Regions from separate parts of the Homo sapiens genome. Here region 1 is linked to region 2. Evidence: chromatin loops called from intact Hi-C (ENCODE). Cell type or tissue: endothelial cell of umbilical vein. All regions are shown on one strand. Each heading gives the region's core, and the rest is flanking DNA. Links, peaks and the distances in the headings are about the cores only.

Evidence for each region. Peaks named below come from ENCODE experiments on the same cell type or tissue, not always from the same donor. Only the 100,000 strongest peaks of a DNase experiment are listed, where the experiment ranks them.
Region 1: it touches region 2 in a loop (2.6-fold over the local background); 6 of 110 quality-filtered maps call a loop at or near these places.

What each region holds. Positions count from the first base shown.
Region 1 is chr3:147,354,162-147,362,485 of GRCh38, forward strand. No RefSeq gene overlaps it. Among named protein-coding and RNA genes, the nearest start is that of ZIC4-AS1, 29 kb to the right of the region's middle. RefSeq lists an enhancer at 5,368-5,954. In endothelial cell of umbilical vein, for the core only: a CTCF peak has its summit at 7,852 (motif pointing right); no DNase peak of the experiment used is centred there; H3K27me3 peaks cover 7,523 bases.
Region 2 is chr3:147,404,168-147,412,491 of GRCh38, forward strand. It overlaps ZIC4 (Zic family zinc finger 4), which reads right to left and starts at 2,376. Exons shown (of 5, transcript NM_032153.6): 1 at 2,196-2,376. It overlaps ZIC1 (Zic family zinc finger 1), which reads left to right and starts at 5,198. Exons shown (of 3, transcript NM_003412.4): 1 at 5,198-6,927. The coding sequence starts at 5,946. RefSeq lists enhancers at 3,192-4,382, 4,805-5,385, 8,011-8,324. In endothelial cell of umbilical vein, for the core only: no CTCF peak of the experiment used is centred there; no DNase peak of the experiment used is centred there; H3K4me3 peaks cover 410 bases; H3K27me3 peaks cover 7,789 bases.

The DNA of each region.
Region 1 (8,324 bases), core at 275-8,274, 50 kb before region 2:
ATAGGGAATCTACCTGTGAGGAGAACATCATAAATAACTGTTGCTGGATGATCAGCAGAGTGGTCCTTAGCAAACTGGTAAGAGAGGACACTCTGGTTAAAATTCCTAGCTTGCTTGCTTTCTTTCTTTCTTTCTTTCTTTCTTTCTTTCTTTCTTTCTTTCTTTCTTTCTTTCTGCTTACAAAATTACATACGAGATGAATTTAATTGAATCCTCATTTGGAAAATTAACCTAATTCTTCATTTAAGGATTATAGAGATCTTTACATTTTCTCATTTATTCCCAAACTTTGAGAACCTGTTTGATTACGATGATTTACTGTAACACTATTGAAACACACAAATGGCATTAATTTTCCAAAACTTTCTGTCTCCTCAAGGCACCCCGATAGCAGCGGAAGCTTTTCCAAGCAATTCCCTGGGGACATCTCAAGTTTTTTGCCTGAAGTGCAAACGAGTCATAACTATGAATCTTGGCAAAGTAACTTTGTTTCGACTCTTGGGGTTGTGGGGAACCCCTGTGTGTCCCTCTTTTCCCTCCCCCAACCCTTTCTTAAAATCTTGACATCCACTGGGAGGAAAAGTAGGTTAATTAGGCAGGAGTCTCTGGCTCGGCCCCCAACGGCGGTTTTCAGGTGGCTGAGAGACCCGCCGCCTTCCGAGCGCGAGTGATGAAAAGGGGAGGGAGGCCGCGCCGGGCGGGCCGGCCGCTCACAATGGAGCAATTATTTGTCTAAAGTTCCATCCTCTGCGGAGCTCCTTGCATAATTCAAACGTAATTAGGCAGACGGTGTTCCTTTTAAAGGCGTGACTTTGGGGGGTGGGAGGGATGCTTATTTACTTTGGGGCTTCTCTAGGATATCAGCTCCCGGTTGAGCTGAAAAATGATTACAGGCAGATTTGCACCATCTGCATGGAGAATTCAAAAAGTTTGTTCTCTTGCAAATCAAAACCTTTTCAACTTTTATCTCTCTTACCCGCTCCTTATCTGCAACCTGATGTCATAGACTCTCATTCAAAGACCGTTAGCTGAAAAAAAAAAAAAAAAAAAAAATCCTCCCGGGACTGTGCTCACGTGCCTAACAGTCCCAATGGTCGCCCTCGCCTTGATTTTTATTCCCCTCATTCAGCTACCATTATTTCCTGGTGGCCAGGACTAGGTCTGAGTCACGCCTTCTGCTCAGGTCTGGAGCTGGGTCGCAGAATCTCCGCCAATTTGGAGATTGGCCCTAAAAAGTCTCCATGCAGCGGGAAAGTTTGGGAGCAGAATCAAACTAAAAAAAGAAAAAACGAAACAAGCAAACAAACAAAAAAACAGCTTTGAGGTGAAGGGTTAGGCTTACCCGGTTGGGAGAAGGTTGGAGTGTTCTGTTTGTTTACCTATTTTATACGATTTTCTTATTTATATGGAGGTAGTGGAGGCGATGCCAGAGCGATGATCAAGAGAAGGGTTTAGAAATGGCACTATTAAGAAGATGCTTGTTTTTGCCTCAGTCAGCTACGGATGGAGCTCAAAAGGTTTCACTCAGCATCGTCCAAAATCGATTGTAAATACACACTCTAAATACATATACATATGTACCTCTAGATACATATTTAGCCTAGGACATATCACCTAATATACATTACACATCTGATATATTTATTGCCATACATTTGTATGTTCTTATAAATAGCATATACCACTTAATATTTATATATCATTTTATGTACTCTTTTAATACACAAAAATAAAATGAAAACTGTATCAACGTACTCCAAATACGGAGATACATATTAGTTATGGGAATATGTTAGGCGATGAATATTAAATTTTAGGATCTGCTTGGATGCTGAATTTCATGCCCTTTCACAAGTTGTTTAAAAGCTGTGGCCTCTCACCGGGAACCCAGCATATACATTCATCTCTTTCTTCCTTAAAAGCTCTAGCACTACCTGTTACTTCCAGAGCAATGGAAAAAAAGTTCTTGTTCAAACTATAGCCCCTAAGCCAATAGATGAAACTCGTAGTTTGGAGGAAGACTGCGACAGCTTAGGCCACCGGAAAATGACCCAGAAGTTCAACTTCTGCGCTCTCCGGGGAGGCTGGGTCAGAGCTCCAGCTCAAAAATGTCTTAAATCCGTTCGGGAAGATCATCTCGCACTGAGGCCATTTGACCTGGTGATACCAGGTTGTTAGTAACGCTTGATGTTTGGGGAGTTCGGCATATTTGACTCTCCCTGCGGCTCCTCCTCCTAGCCCACCCCCAGCCCCCAGATCTGGGCCCCTTGGAAACACTCTGGCCTCCGCAGAAAATTTTGAAGAAAATGCAAAGGGAGAACTAATATTGTTTTCCTATTATTCGATTTGCGTTCTCTGGGTTCTTAATTCCAGCCTTTCCTAGGTGCTATTCTGCGCCAAGAAGAGTTAGGTTTTGCCAAGCACTCCCACATCCAGGATTCTTGACCACACAGAGGGATTTAGAAAACAGAAAACTCGTTAATTTTGAGCGATTTTTTGGAAAAAAAGTTGGGTGGGAAGGGGACGGGTGCTGCACTAGGAAGAATCAAGAATGGACCGGCCTTGCCCCGATGCAATCGGCTTCCTAGGATGGGATGGGGGGTAGGGGATTGCATTTCTTTAACCCAGATCCACGTGCCTCCCCACCTGCCCCGGCGCTGGGCGGTTAATATTGTGCGAGTTCCTGAGCTGTACTGAGAACATATCCTAATGTCTATAGAAACTTGGTGGAAAGAATCTGATGAATGTGTCTAATTGGTTTTACTTGCCATCTATTCACAAGAAGTAAAGGTCCATCATTAGGCTTAATTGAGTTTTTTTTTTAAGTCGCTGCCTTTAATGATCATAGAAGCAGCTAAGTCCAACACCAGCATTTGCGTCATTTTAATTACCCTGTTTATTTGTTGCAGATATGGCAAAGTTATCCAATATTTCCCCACATCCCTTCCAACTAAAAGGGGAGCTCAGCAAGCTGGGCAGTCCCGCTTCCAACCCAGAGAGGGCGAGGGTAGCGCTTGGAATTTTGAGATTGGGCTGTCTGGCGCGGCTTCCAATTCCAGTCTTTTCCGCCAGGCGCGGCTCCAGTTTAGACCGCGGCGGTGGTCTAAATTCTTCGCCTAAGGAACCACCGCCTAAGGAACGATTTGCCATCGGATTTGTCCTCGGCAAATGTCTCACCAAGCTGTAGATGGATGAATGGATAGATACATGATAGGTAGATCGATCGATAGATAGTTAGAGAGGTAGACAGACGGATAGATCCCCGAAGCTTGCGGATAAATGTTCTGGAAAAAGCTGCTGAAAAGCTTCTACACAACCTTGTTTGGGGGACCATGGTCCCCAGGTAACCTGCCCACGGGATTCTACACTCACCGACACAAATAACGCTCTTGCCAAGTTCCCTCCCCAGCGGGCCAAAACCTGAGGCTCCCCCATTCATTCAAGAGTTTCTTTTTAATAAACTTACTGGTAGGTAGTTGGTTCATAGTTGCCCAACCCACTCCCTGCAGCAAATCACACACAAGAGCAAGCAGGCAATTAGAACCACTGTCAGAGTGCTTGAAAATCATCCATTCTTCACATTAATTAAGCTTTGACAACTGAAGTTTCTATGGATTGGGACCTCAAAACTTTCTCTCACTTGAATAGCAGGAACTTAGTAGCGTCTGCTACTCAAAATGTTAGCCCTCACTTCACCCTGGCTATTCTGTTGTTTTTTAAAAAAATTAAAAATAATTCGACCTCTTGAGCATTTTTGCACAGGGGGCAGGAGCTTGAGTTTTGAAACCTTTGTCAGAATCAATTCTCTTATTCAGGTGGGATCTGTGGATTTACTTTTTTCAGCAGCAACACCCTGATAGCATTTTAAATTTTTGGTATGATTTTTATCTCCCACCTTTCTAAATTTAGGAGTTCACTGCATAAGGCAAATCAGAGAGAAGCCACCTAAGCCAAATGACTGGTTTCATTCTTCAATGTTTGGCAGAGACTTGTAGATCAAAATGAAATCTTAAAAGTTTTTTTCTTTTTTCTTAAAAAAAGATAATAACAGAATTCATGCAAATGCCAAGAGGAGAGCAGCTAACAAATTATCTTCCAGAGCAAGGAGACAAGTGGCTATTTGGCAGGTGCCATTAGCCACAGCTCTGTACTTGGACACAGATCTGCACTGAAGCTGCTCAAGCTTGGCTCACTGAGGATGTGAAATGCCCTGTTGACTATGGGCTCAATGAGGGCCTAAATGGCCAGCCATAGGCAGCTGGTCCAAGCCTCCAACTTGGCTCCTTTAGCCATAATCCTGAGAACTGTGCCCCAAAACCCCTATGAAGTGGGAGCCACAGAGTCTGAAGCATGTATTTGGGCGAGGAAGGGTCTGGAAGGTGTAAAAGGTCTCACCTCAGGAGCCACTTCAGTACCCCATAGCCTGCTAGCTACTCTGTATTTAAATTTCAGCTTATCCACAGAACTCCAGGATGCAAAAGTCATTTCTCCCCAGTGAGTCCTGGCTCTGCGGTACAGGTTGAACTTGCTGGTCATTCTGAAAGAGTCTGAATCAGACAAAAGTAGCCTGAAACTCGGGCCTCACCTTCCCCACAGCCCCTTCACATTGCTTCCAGTGCGCTAACCTTGCTGGGAGGGGAATGTGGGAGTGGAGGTAAGAGCGGTGCGGGAGGAGAGAATCGGCAACGAGAGTGTTTGAATTGCAAGTTTCATCCTTAGGAGAAATACCAGAAGTAAAGAGCCTCCCAGGTGGTTGAATCCTTGGGGGCGTTTCTATAGGGCCCCCTGAGTGAGCCATCAAGACCCAAGACTATGCCACCCCAACCCCTTGGCTCAGGAAAATCATTGCCTCGTCCCTGTTCCTCCTTCTCTGTCATCGGACACACTCACTAACTTCTCCAAGACATACAATTTGGGACAAAAAAAATCTGGTTAACAAGATCATTCAATATCATTCTTGCTATCAGTTTTATTTCGATTTCCAACCCTCCTGTTATTTTGTCCTGTGCTTCTGTTCTTTCCACCTCCACTGGGAAGGGAGGTCTTTTTCCCTTTCTCCTCCTCCCGCCAGGTGCTGGAGTTTTTACACCGGTGCTTTGTTACTTAAGGAGAAAAACTGCCTGCATGGTGCAGGATGCTGAAGGGGAGACAGAAAGAGAAGGTCTGGCGGCCTGGGGGCGGCCATGCGTGTAGCCCTCCCCGGTATGTTTTTGTGCACAGAGTTGGCGCCAGGGCAGCGCCCCAGACCCCAGTCCTGGCTGGACAATAAATGACCGGACAGCTGCGGCCGCTACAAAGGAGCCCCTCGACCGCGTCGCTGTTTACTTAGTGTCGGGTCTGACCCCAGGGCTGCTTGCGGCCAGTACAGATGCTGATTCCACCCTGGGAACAGGCTTTCTGTCCTCCGTTCGCCGCGCTAGCCAGCACGTGTTTGCAAACAACTTAACTGACTTCTCGAATATTCATCTGCTGACGCTGGCTTTAGGGAAATTTGAGGGGAGACTCGCTGGGCAAAGACCCGAGGCCTCTGGAGGTTTGGCTCCCCACACGCAGGTCCCGTCCGCCTCGCTGATTATCTTTTCTTCTTTCCAGAGGAAGCGGATAGGCTTCAGCTTTAGAAAATTTATTGTTTTAATTTGCCAGCCGTAAGTACGGTCAGAAAGAAGCCGGACAACAGGCCCACAAGCCGCCCCGCAGACGCGCACGGGAACAAACACGAACACGTTGTGAGCCAGGCCAGAGAATTATCTTTGTGCACGTGGAGAAGACCTTCATCTGGGGCTGCTGCTGGTCTATTCCTTTCCGTGCACTTCTACTGACACACCCGAGCATCATGATACCTAACTCAACTCGACTTTAGGTTTAAAAAGAATTAAAATCACTAGGTAATCACATTACGAGTCAAAGGTCAATAAAACCCTCAACAGTTTAAAATAAGCTTTGCCCTCAAACTAGAAGTCACCTAGTCTTTCTTGTCAGTGTCTAAAACACATTTAGAGATGTATTGGTTTCTTAGATGTGCAAATTGAAAGGCTGTCTGGCAAGGAGATGTCTTACTTAACTAGACCACCGCCCCCCAACAGGAATGTCTCCCTCTTTGCGGCCTCTGTCTCAGAAGAGCTGCGAGGAACCCATGTCTGCAAAGACAGCTATTGGGGCTGACCCGAATTCCCCTGACCTAGGGCACTCTGTCCCCCACTCCAGTCCCCATCTGGGCCTGAAGATCCTGCTCTCTCCTCCCCATCCCAGAACTGCCACACAGAGCCTTTGATATTGTCCCAAGTTTAATTTGGTAAGGCAAGAAAACAACCTAATACCACTTCTCATCCCCTGATTTCAGAGAATCTAATTTTTCCTAACTGCCCCTACAGACTTGAAGGTAGGGGTGGGCTTTTCCACAAGCTCCTTCTATGAGTGGGGCTTGGCTGACACCTGTGCTGAGAATGCTGGAGAAGGTGGTTGGAAAACCAACTAGGACAGAGGAAGCTGAGCTCTTGGTGCCCCCCACTCCCTCTTTTATCCTCTTTATGACATTGTTCGCAATGACTGTCTAGTTTAGATATGACGAGACCAGCGCCTCCCTTGAAATGGAAACAGAGGACTGGATAAAGAAGAAAAAAGCACTTTGTAGTCTGCATCGTCCATCTTTAATTCAGAGACGCATCTCTACTCCAGGGAGCTCTGCCTTTGATCTCTTTGATTTTTTTATGCCAGATCTGTTATGGACTAAAATTCCTAGGTTTTCCATAGAAACATCTCCATTCCTTTGGGATATTGATGTTTTCTTCTTCCTGGGGGTTATGATATGGTAAATCAGATTCAGAAAAGGGACAATGCCAGCATTCATGGGCCTGGAGTGGGGTTTCTCTTGGCCTTCTCCCTCCCTCTCTCTCATATTCTCTCTTAGTCCCTCTCATTCATACAAATATTTCCTCCCTCCCTCTCTCTCTTTTTCTCCTCTCCTACTTTCCCTCCCCCCTCCTTCCTCCTTTCCTCCTCCTTTCTTTCCCTGCCTCATTTTCTCTCCGTTGTTCTCGGGGGAACCAAAATAGGGGTTGAGATTCTGGTCTCTACAAGCCTTTCAAGCGCCTTCAACTTTGGCGGCGGCAGCAGCAGGTTGCGTTGCCATGGATACTGTACTGTATGGCTGTGGCGGCGGCCACGGCGGCCGCAGCTCGAATCCCCTAAACAATGCCGAGCCAAGTGCAGGTTTCTCGCCCTTTTCCGTGCACTTTTCTCTTCTAATGGGGCTAGTGGCCTCAAATGGGAGATGCATCTTGACACGAAAACAATCCCTACCCCTCCTCTTCTCCCCCCCACCCCCGCTTTTCCTTCCTCCCTCCACGTCTTTGATCTATTAAAAATCAAAAGAACAAAGTCACAGAGGAAAGTTGAGTTTTGTTGTGACTGCCACTGCACAAAATGGAGCTCTTCAAACAGAGTGTGGTGGAACCGAGGTCTGACAATGCTGATCCAGGATTGGTTGTAGCTACAGGTCAAACTGGACAGCTCTATACAAGAGGACACAAATTATAACCAGGCCCGCCAAGGAGCAGCAAGCCTCTCCATCCCAAACTAACTATAGCTGGGAAATTCTGATAGCCAGAAATGCCTCCAGTCAGGCTCCAAGTGCAACGTGAGTGAGGGCTCTGAAGAGGCCCCCAGGTGAGGAGCCACAAGGACCCAGAGCTAGAATATCTGCTCAGTCTTAAATCATTTTACAGAGCCTGTGCGTGGCATTAGACCCCACCCAGATCTAGACAAGCTACAGCTTCCTCCACAGTGCTTGGCGCACAGCAGGTGTTCAATAAATAATCGCTGGTGGTTGTTGCTTCTGCACTGCCAAACCCTCCGCTAGGGGGCGCGAGAGGAGGTTTACCCAGAGAGAAGGGAGTGGGTAGACACTACAACTCCAGAAACAACAGCCACACTGTACCATAAAGGATGGTTAGATGGCTGGAAAAATAATGCCAAAGCAAACAGATACTGAATTCAACTTTTCTTTTCCAAAGGGACAGTAACATTAATATTATCATTATGGTCAGATGTCATTTGCCACAACTTATTGCTAGTGAGACCAACACTGAGCCGAAACATACATGAGCCATTTTCTCAGAACTAAGATCACTGTAAGATCCTCAACCTTCAGATGCTCAGAGCATTTCTTTAGATAATGTATTCAGCACCCACTACTTAAAAATAGTATCAATCATTATTGAACTGGTTGTGTCTGTGTCTACTATGCAGATCACATATTTATAGATTCATTTTGTCACATTGAATATTCTATTTAGACAACAAAAAAAAAACACAAGTAGATTTGA
Region 2 (8,324 bases), core at 289-8,288:
CAATAATAGAATTTACTCTTTTGCTTCTGGGGGAAATGGGTGTGAGGTTCCCTAGAGATCCCTGTCCACCCATAAGGCAGCCCCAACCCAACTTCTAAGAGGTCTGGATCACTTCTCTCCCAGGTCCTGTCAGCCTTTTGTGCACTACAGACCCATAGACATGCAAACAAATATTGCAGAGATTGGACTAGGGCAGGCAACAGGGACCTTAGGAGGCTCTCTGTAGCGTTTCCATCACACAGCCTACACAGGGAACTAGGGTAAACATCTCCTTTAGTTCAAACTCTGACACCACTTAGCAAACAAGCCAGTCATCTTGCTGAAAGAGAGGTGAGAGAATTTGGGAGCAATCCTGGGGCCCGTGGACCTGAGGTCCCAAACAACCACGGAATGTAGAAACTCAGTTTCGTTTTCCCCAAATGCTTGCTCCCCACATCAACCACGGCCTCCTAATTACCAGTCCATAGCACATCCTGGAGACTTTTTGGAATCTGCCCTCCTGGCCCCACCTTGAGAAGAGGAACGGGTGCCAGGGAGCTCCAGTGATTGATAGTGCCGGAGGAGAGCCAAGAAGGTGGGACAGTGGGTAGGTGCAAAAAGCACCATTTTTATTTGGGGGAGCCTCGGAAGCTGCAAATTGTGGGGCCGACCTAGCCGGCGCAGGACTACCCAAGGTCAGAGGTCAGCTGCAGCTAGAGACTTCAGTTCCCGAGCTGCTCCTTACTGACTAGCCGGCAGGCGCGGGAAAGGCATGCCCACCTCTCCGCTGCAACTTGTCCCTGGCGGGCGCAGAGCAAAAACCCTGAAAGCTGGCAGGGAGCTCTGAGCCAGAGAGGAAACTGGCCCCGGCCTTTGCCCGCTGCCTGATTTACTCATCTGCACCCTGCACCTTTCTGGCTCCCCTCCATTCGACCCTCAAGCGCCAGGAGTTTGCTGAGGCTGGGTTGTGCAGGGGCCTTTACTCATTCTCCTGTTCTCTAGAGGGAGAAGCTTGGGTTTCCCAGCTCGGGGCTGAAGTAAGTGTGGGCAGCATCCGGGTGCCCAGAATAGAGTTTGTATCAGTAGATCAGGCTGGGCATTTAGCCCTCCCTTTGAATCACCCCTCCCCCAACCTGCAGGCGGCTGAGACAGGAGAAAAAAGAGCAGCATGCAGTGGTGTGGGTCGCTGCGAGGACAATACTGTCGGAAAGCGGGGAAAACATGACCTTGGAATCCAAAGGGAGTTTCCTGAAGACGGTGACGGCCGAAGTGCAACCCTCCAAAAGCCCCTCCGCTTTCCTAAGACTTTGACATGGGCCATTCATCAACCCCAACTTTCAGATCCAACCTTTGAGCCAGTCCTAGCTTTCTTTCACAGCTCAGCTCTATTCCCTCCTCATTGGCCCCTAATTTCCAATGCCCCTGGGTCTAGGCTAGGGGCCAGAATCCTAGGAGCTGCGGCCTGCTCCCCAGAGAGCTAGTTGCTGCTCTTGTTCGCATTGGAGATAAAGAAAGCCAAGTCCCGAACCCACTGCTGGCCGCGCGCAGAGAGCAGATCCCAGCAGTCAGCTTCCTGAGGCAGGACCAGGGTGAGGGAGGGCAAGGAGCCGCCCTGAGGTGGACTCAGGCGGCATCTGCCGTCAGGTTGGGGCGGAGAAGTTCCATCGTCTTGCTGCCATCTGGGCTAACTTGGCGCTTTGACCCTGGAGAGGGGAAGCAGAGACTCTCCTAGCCACCCCCTTGGGGGCAGAGCAGAGATACCTCCTGTAAAGGCCCCCTCCCGGCACCCGCCTTGCTCATTTTTCGCGAGGGAAGCTCTGGGCCACGACTTCCATTCTTGTGCCCACGGTGGGGCACCCAGGCAATTCACAAGGAGAGAAGGGAAGGCAGGCAGGCAACAAACTGCTCCTGGTTCCTGTGCCAGTGGGAGCCCCATTTGTACCCCTTTTCCCTCCTCCTGGGAAGAAGGGATGGACTCATCCTCTGCGTTGCCCCTTTGCGGAAGGGCCCCCTCCTCCCCTTAGTGTCAGTGGGGTGGGGCCTTTATCCACGGTTGGGGGAGGGGGGTAGGATGAAGGAGGAGATGGGGCAGAAAGACTGGCTGGGCCTCTTCCCCCACTGGGGTTTGGGTGCCAGTGGTCCCCTTGAGGGTACTTGCTACCCGGTCGCTGGAGGTACAGTTCTCATCTGTCTGCCCCCTGGACTCACGCACTTACCCCACTCCACCTGTTGCCAGGATCGCCTCATTTCTGCACATCATTTCGGGGTGGCTGAGAGGGGACCACAAACCCCTCCAAGCCTCTCTTTTGTGGTTCCAGCGAGGCGGTCATCCTTCACTTCTCCTTTTCCAGCTTTCAGGAAGCAGTTAGGGAATGTATGATGAAGCAGAAATGAGCCGTCAGGATGATATTTTAATGGCTTATATGTCACGTTGGTGCATGTGGCTTTGAACTGGAGCCGTTCGCGTTTCCTGCAGAGAGCGCCGCAAATCCCACTTGATAACTTCTACAACCCACAACTTTTTTTTTTCTCACATTCACTCTTACCCTGTATATTTGGATGTGTTTCCTAAAAATACCCTCTTGTCAACGTCCCCGTTGGATTTTCCACGGACTGGAGAGGAGAAGACTGACTTTTCTTTTTTGAAGAATTATTTTCCCTCTCCCCCTCCCAACAGCTACCCTTCCCCCCTTAGGTCCCCTCCCTTGTTGTGTGTGTGTGTGTGCGCCCGCGTGTGTTTCCTGAAAGGCGGGCGAGGTGGGTTCAATATCTGTTCTCCCTAGTGAGAGGAATACAGCCTCTAGAGAAAACTTCTCCATACAGATGAGGTTTTCTAAACTCCAGGGGAAGCAGGATCCAACTTCCCCTTGTAGGTAAAAAGACTTAGTGCCTCCGATATATCTTTTTTTTTTCCAACCAAGTGTACAATAATTTTTAAAGATACCTCGGCCCTTTCTTTACCTCCACTCCTCATTCCATTCCACTCAAAGTTGGTGGGAAATGCTGGGCTGCTAGACTCAGACTTGTTGATGGGAACAGAACAATTAATTTTTTTTCCGAATTTATATTTCCCGGCACAAGCACAAATGCTCAGCCAGGTCCCTTCAGGCACCGGGAAATCATCCCGGATACCCAAGCCGACTTTTGAGCAAGCACAGCCCATGGAAAGGGCAGTCCCGCCGGCCAGCCCCAAGCGAGAATCTAGTTGGTGAGAAGACCAGAAAACCAGAAAGGCGAGGAGCGGCGGACGCTGACCCTGCCTTCCTCCAGCCCGTGCAGTCAGCGCTGGCGTCAGGGCAAAAAATATATTCATTTTCATTTTCCTCTCGCTGGGGCACGGTGAGTTTCCTAACCGGGCCGCCTATGAAAGGATGAGTTGAGGTTTCTTTGTTTGGAAAAAGAGTTTAGGGCTTTGATTCAGCTGCAAAGAAGCCAAATGAAGTTAGAAACAAAGGGTAAATTGAAGGATTCCGACTCTTGGCTTTTTGTGTTTTCCTTACTAGAAAATAATTAGACCTAATGAATATGCAGACGCTTCAGCTAAAGCCTCGGCCAGGACTGCTGGGTTTTAAACAGAGCTGCGGAGAAATGCAACCTTCGTCCCCACAACCCCCCGCATCCGCGTGCATTTTTTGAAATGCATAAATGTTGCTCGGCTTAATTGATTGAGTCACAGGGATTTTTTTTTCCTGCTTTTAAGTACCATACTCCCCTACCTTTCAACAATCATTTTAATATATAGTCAATGGCTCTTTGTGGAAGGGACAAAAAGAAACTACGCGCAGTTGTTGAATAGACTTTGCGCTAGGCAAAGACAGGTTAATCGAGGGCCGCATCGCGAAAACAAGCGAGTGTTGTATGTTTGCACTGAATCCAAATGTCTGCATTTTCCTAACTAAATCAAAGGGAGTGTTATTTCTTTTTCTGCTCACTCATCTGAAGGTAAGTAAATTTTCTCTGGCGATCAAAAGCCTGGTCGGCAACAAAGACCGCGCCCGCTTTTTCCACCGTCCTGGTGTGGCGAGTTGCGGAATTTCAATAACTGTGACAAGGGTGACTGATTTGTGAACTAGAAAAGGTTTGAATGTCACAAAATTTACATTGGTCCTATCTATTGGGGATTTAAATACCGAAAAAGTATTCGGGGATCTCTAGGGAGCTTTGGGCAGCCCAAGGGAACAATAGCGCGTTGGGAAATTTACAGTTTTACCTGAATGAAAGGGGCCCAAGTAGGGAACAGGAGTGAGGAGAGACAGGGTTAGCGGGGGCAGTCGAAGGAGACAACGGAAAGGCAGAAAACAGAAAAATAACGCAAGAGAGAGAAAAAGTAAAGGAAACTGGCAACAACGTTTCAAATTTGCCATTAAAAAATTCAAACCTCAATAACCTGGGAACTTAAGCGCTTTCATCCACCTGTGTGTGTGAGTGTGTGTGTGTGTGTGTTTTCGGGGAGGGGGGTGCGGTGGTGCCGGAAGTCTGATTAGATAAAAGCGAGAAATACAGAGGCTGCCGGTTACACTGAGAAATTACATTTTTTTGTAAAGAGAGCATAGTGCCCGTGTGCTCCCAAGATCTTAAATTATAAACAGGAGGGGGACAAAGCAAGAGGGAAACAAACTTCAAAAGGAGCAAATAACAAAAGCCTCTTTTGCTGCTCTTGAAGGGAGGGGGGAAGGGGGAAGAAAGAAAAGAAAGTTGCTGAATCGGGACATTCTGGAAGTGCCTTTGCTGTGTTTACTAGCCCCATCCCCGCCTGCTGCACCCGGAGACGTCTGAAGTCTCTAATCGCTCAGCGAAAAGTTGGTTTCGGGAAGGGCAGCGCCGGGGTGCGGGAGGGCAAAGGAGGAAGAGGAATGCATATGACTGTGAGAAGGAAAAGTAATCGTGGCAAAAAAAAAAAAAAAAAAAAAAAAAGAAAGAAAGAAAAGAAAAAAGAAAAAAAATTTCCGTGAGAAGAGGGAAAAAATTTGGCTAAAAAAAAAGTTGCTACTCCTGGCAGCCCTGGTTTGTCAAAAGGGGATGTCAAGCGCTTTACAATACCTGGGATTGATGAGGCGGGCGGGCCAATGAGCTGCGCGCGGCGCCTCGGCGCGCCCTCCGTTGGCGCGGCGGCTGAGGGCGGGGGGAATGCGGGCGCACCAATGGGCGCCAGCGTCGGCAGCACGTGACACCTCCCCCCTGCTCCCATTCATCAAGGGGGGGACGGTGTCGTCCTTTCAATTCATTTATCTGCAGGAATGATTGCTGCTATCAGTCTCGCGCTCACCGCCCGGCTGAGGAGGTGAAAGTTTCTCCCCAGGAAGATAAACCGCAAAAGACAATATTGTGCATGATTTGCGCCTTTTCTTTGGCTTTTTCTTTCTTTCTTCACCCCCCCACCCACTTTTTTTTTTTTTTTTTTCAAAAAGCAGAGAGGGAAAAACGGAGAGTGAAGGAGCGAGGAGGCGAGCGTGAGAGAAAGGAGAGAGAGAGAAAAGAAAGGGCGAGGGGCTAGTGGAGAAGTAAGGAGGGGCGCGCTGCGCGAGGCGGAGAGAGGGCGAAGCAGTCGCGGCACTGGCGCTCACATTCCTCTATGCTACAAATCCAGGAGGAAGTTTTTTTTTAGGGGGCTGAGATGCTCCATGCCTTTCCCCGGGCAGCCTTGACGCGCGGCCCTCTCGGCAGAGACTGAGCGGCGAGAAAGTGCGAGCCGGGCCGGCAGAATCTGCCTGGCGGGCGCTGGAGCCTGCGTTACTCGCGGCCCGCAGCCGTCCGGCTACTTTGCGTTTGGCCCGGCCAGCGCCCGGGCGCGCCGCGCCATTGCCTGCAGGCTAGGACTTCGCGAGGTGGGTCGACTCCCCCTCCCTCCTCCTCTTCTTCCTCCTCTTCCTCCTCCTCTTGTTCCTCCTCCTCCTCCCGATTTTCCCTCCTCGGCTGGCGAGGGTGGGGGGGGCGGGGGAGGCCGGGGCTCGCCCCGAGCAGCCACGATGCTCCTGGACGCCGGCCCCCAGTACCCAGCGATCGGCGTGACCACCTTTGGCGCGTCCCGCCACCACTCCGCGGGCGACGTGGCCGAACGAGACGTGGGCCTGGGCATCAACCCGTTCGCCGACGGCATGGGCGCCTTCAAGCTCAACCCCAGTTCGCACGAGCTGGCTTCGGCCGGCCAGACGGCCTTCACGTCGCAGGCGCCAGGCTACGCGGCTGCTGCGGCCCTGGGCCATCACCATCACCCGGGCCACGTCGGCTCCTATTCCAGCGCAGCCTTCAACTCCACGCGGGACTTTCTGTTCCGCAACCGGGGTTTTGGCGACGCGGCGGCGGCAGCCAGCGCACAGCACAGCCTCTTTGCTGCATCGGCCGGGGGCTTCGGGGGCCCACACGGCCACACGGACGCCGCGGGCCACCTCCTCTTCCCCGGGCTTCACGAGCAGGCTGCCGGCCACGCGTCGCCTAACGTGGTCAACGGGCAGATGAGGCTCGGCTTCTCGGGGGACATGTACCCGCGACCGGAGCAGTACGGCCAGGTGACCAGCCCGCGTTCGGAGCACTATGCTGCGCCGCAGCTGCACGGCTACGGGCCCATGAACGTGAACATGGCCGCGCATCACGGCGCCGGCGCCTTCTTCCGCTACATGCGCCAACCCATCAAGCAAGAGCTCATCTGCAAGTGGATCGAGCCCGAGCAGCTGGCCAACCCCAAAAAGTCGTGCAACAAAACTTTCAGCACCATGCACGAGCTAGTTACGCACGTCACCGTGGAGCACGTAGGTGGCCCGGAGCAGAGTAATCACATCTGCTTCTGGGAGGAGTGTCCGCGCGAGGGCAAGCCCTTCAAAGCCAAATACAAACTGGTTAACCACATCCGCGTGCACACGGGCGAGAAGCCCTTTCCCTGCCCCTTCCCTGGCTGTGGCAAGGTCTTCGCGCGCTCCGAGAATTTAAAGATCCACAAAAGGACGCACACAGGTACGGAAACAGCTGTAGGACCCCTACCCATTCCCACTTGGGCCTGGGACCCAAACCGAAAGTCAGCGGCCAGGTCGCACAAACGCAGCCTCGGTGGGATCCCGGGCGTCAGGTTCCGGCAGGCAGGCAGGGAAAGTGTGCGCTGATTTTTAGTTTCTGGCTTGAAATTATGGAAAACACACACACACACACAGGGCGGACGAGGAGGAGCTGGGTATATAGATTTTTTAAATGAGAAACAAAAAAGGTCGGAGAACAGGAAGCCAAACCTGGTTTGGCGGAGACCTTGGTGCTTTCGAAGCCGGAGAAAGTGGCTGGCTCCCGGCAGCCGCGGAGGCGCCAGCTGCTCAGGCTGCAGACAAATCTAAACCCTTGCTTGCTGCCAACATCTCTCTCCGTGCACTTCACTGAGGACTTTGCCAAAGGAAAGAGCTGAGGAAATTGAGGAGGCCGGGTTAAGGGCGTAGAAAGAAACAAAACAGAGACAGAAAGAATTGAGACAGAGTGGGGAAAGGAAATAATTTGGGATTGAGGAGGCTTTTGGAGCTTTATGCATATTTGAAGAGTTCAGTTTTAGTAGTGACTGGTTTTAAGAGTGGGTTTGAGGGGTGGAGAAAGTCCGAGGAAGGCAAGGAAGAACTTGTTGTCTATTAGACTCCATGAGGGTGTTTTCAAAACACCAGATTCCCCTCTTTGGCCTTTAAAAATAATCAAGACACAGGTCCGGAACAGTTAAAAAAAAAAAAAGTTCCCACGAGCTCAGGGTTGTAGCCTGGCATCAGACAAAACATTCTGGGCCCCCTGCCCCCAAGAGGCCGGGAACTGGGTCTCCTTTCCTATTCTGATTTTCCCGGGTGAGATCTGAGAACCATGCTTGAGACTTCGGGTTTAACGCCCGAGTCAGGGAAGAATTTGCGGCGTTGAGTTCTCTCCGGCCCAGATTACGCTATAAAATGTGAGTGTATGTAGGGAGTGGGGTGGGTTGGAGGAGGCGACCAGGGGATGCGGAGCGTCGGGGAGGGGGCAGGGGGAGGAGAGAAAAGCAATAGGGCAGGAGAATAAGCCGCAAACGTGAAAACTAGAAACCAGGAGCCAGGTGGAAGCAATCCGAAATCGTGTGTAGCTCTGGGTAATACGAGTTTCCAGATCTGATGCTAAAAACCGACTCCTCCTACTATTAATTTTTTTAAACATAAAAATAAAATGTAGATCCAATTGTATTAGGGATTACAATAGAGTTAAGATATTTATAATTCCACTGCAGATGTAAGAATTTATTGACGTTCCGGGTTTTTAAGCTTGCAAAGTGCTAATCCTGGGCTGCTGGCTTTTTGTTTTATTTTTTTTCTATTTGTTTAGTTTTTGAAAAACGGCCGCGGTATTTTTTTCTAATTAGA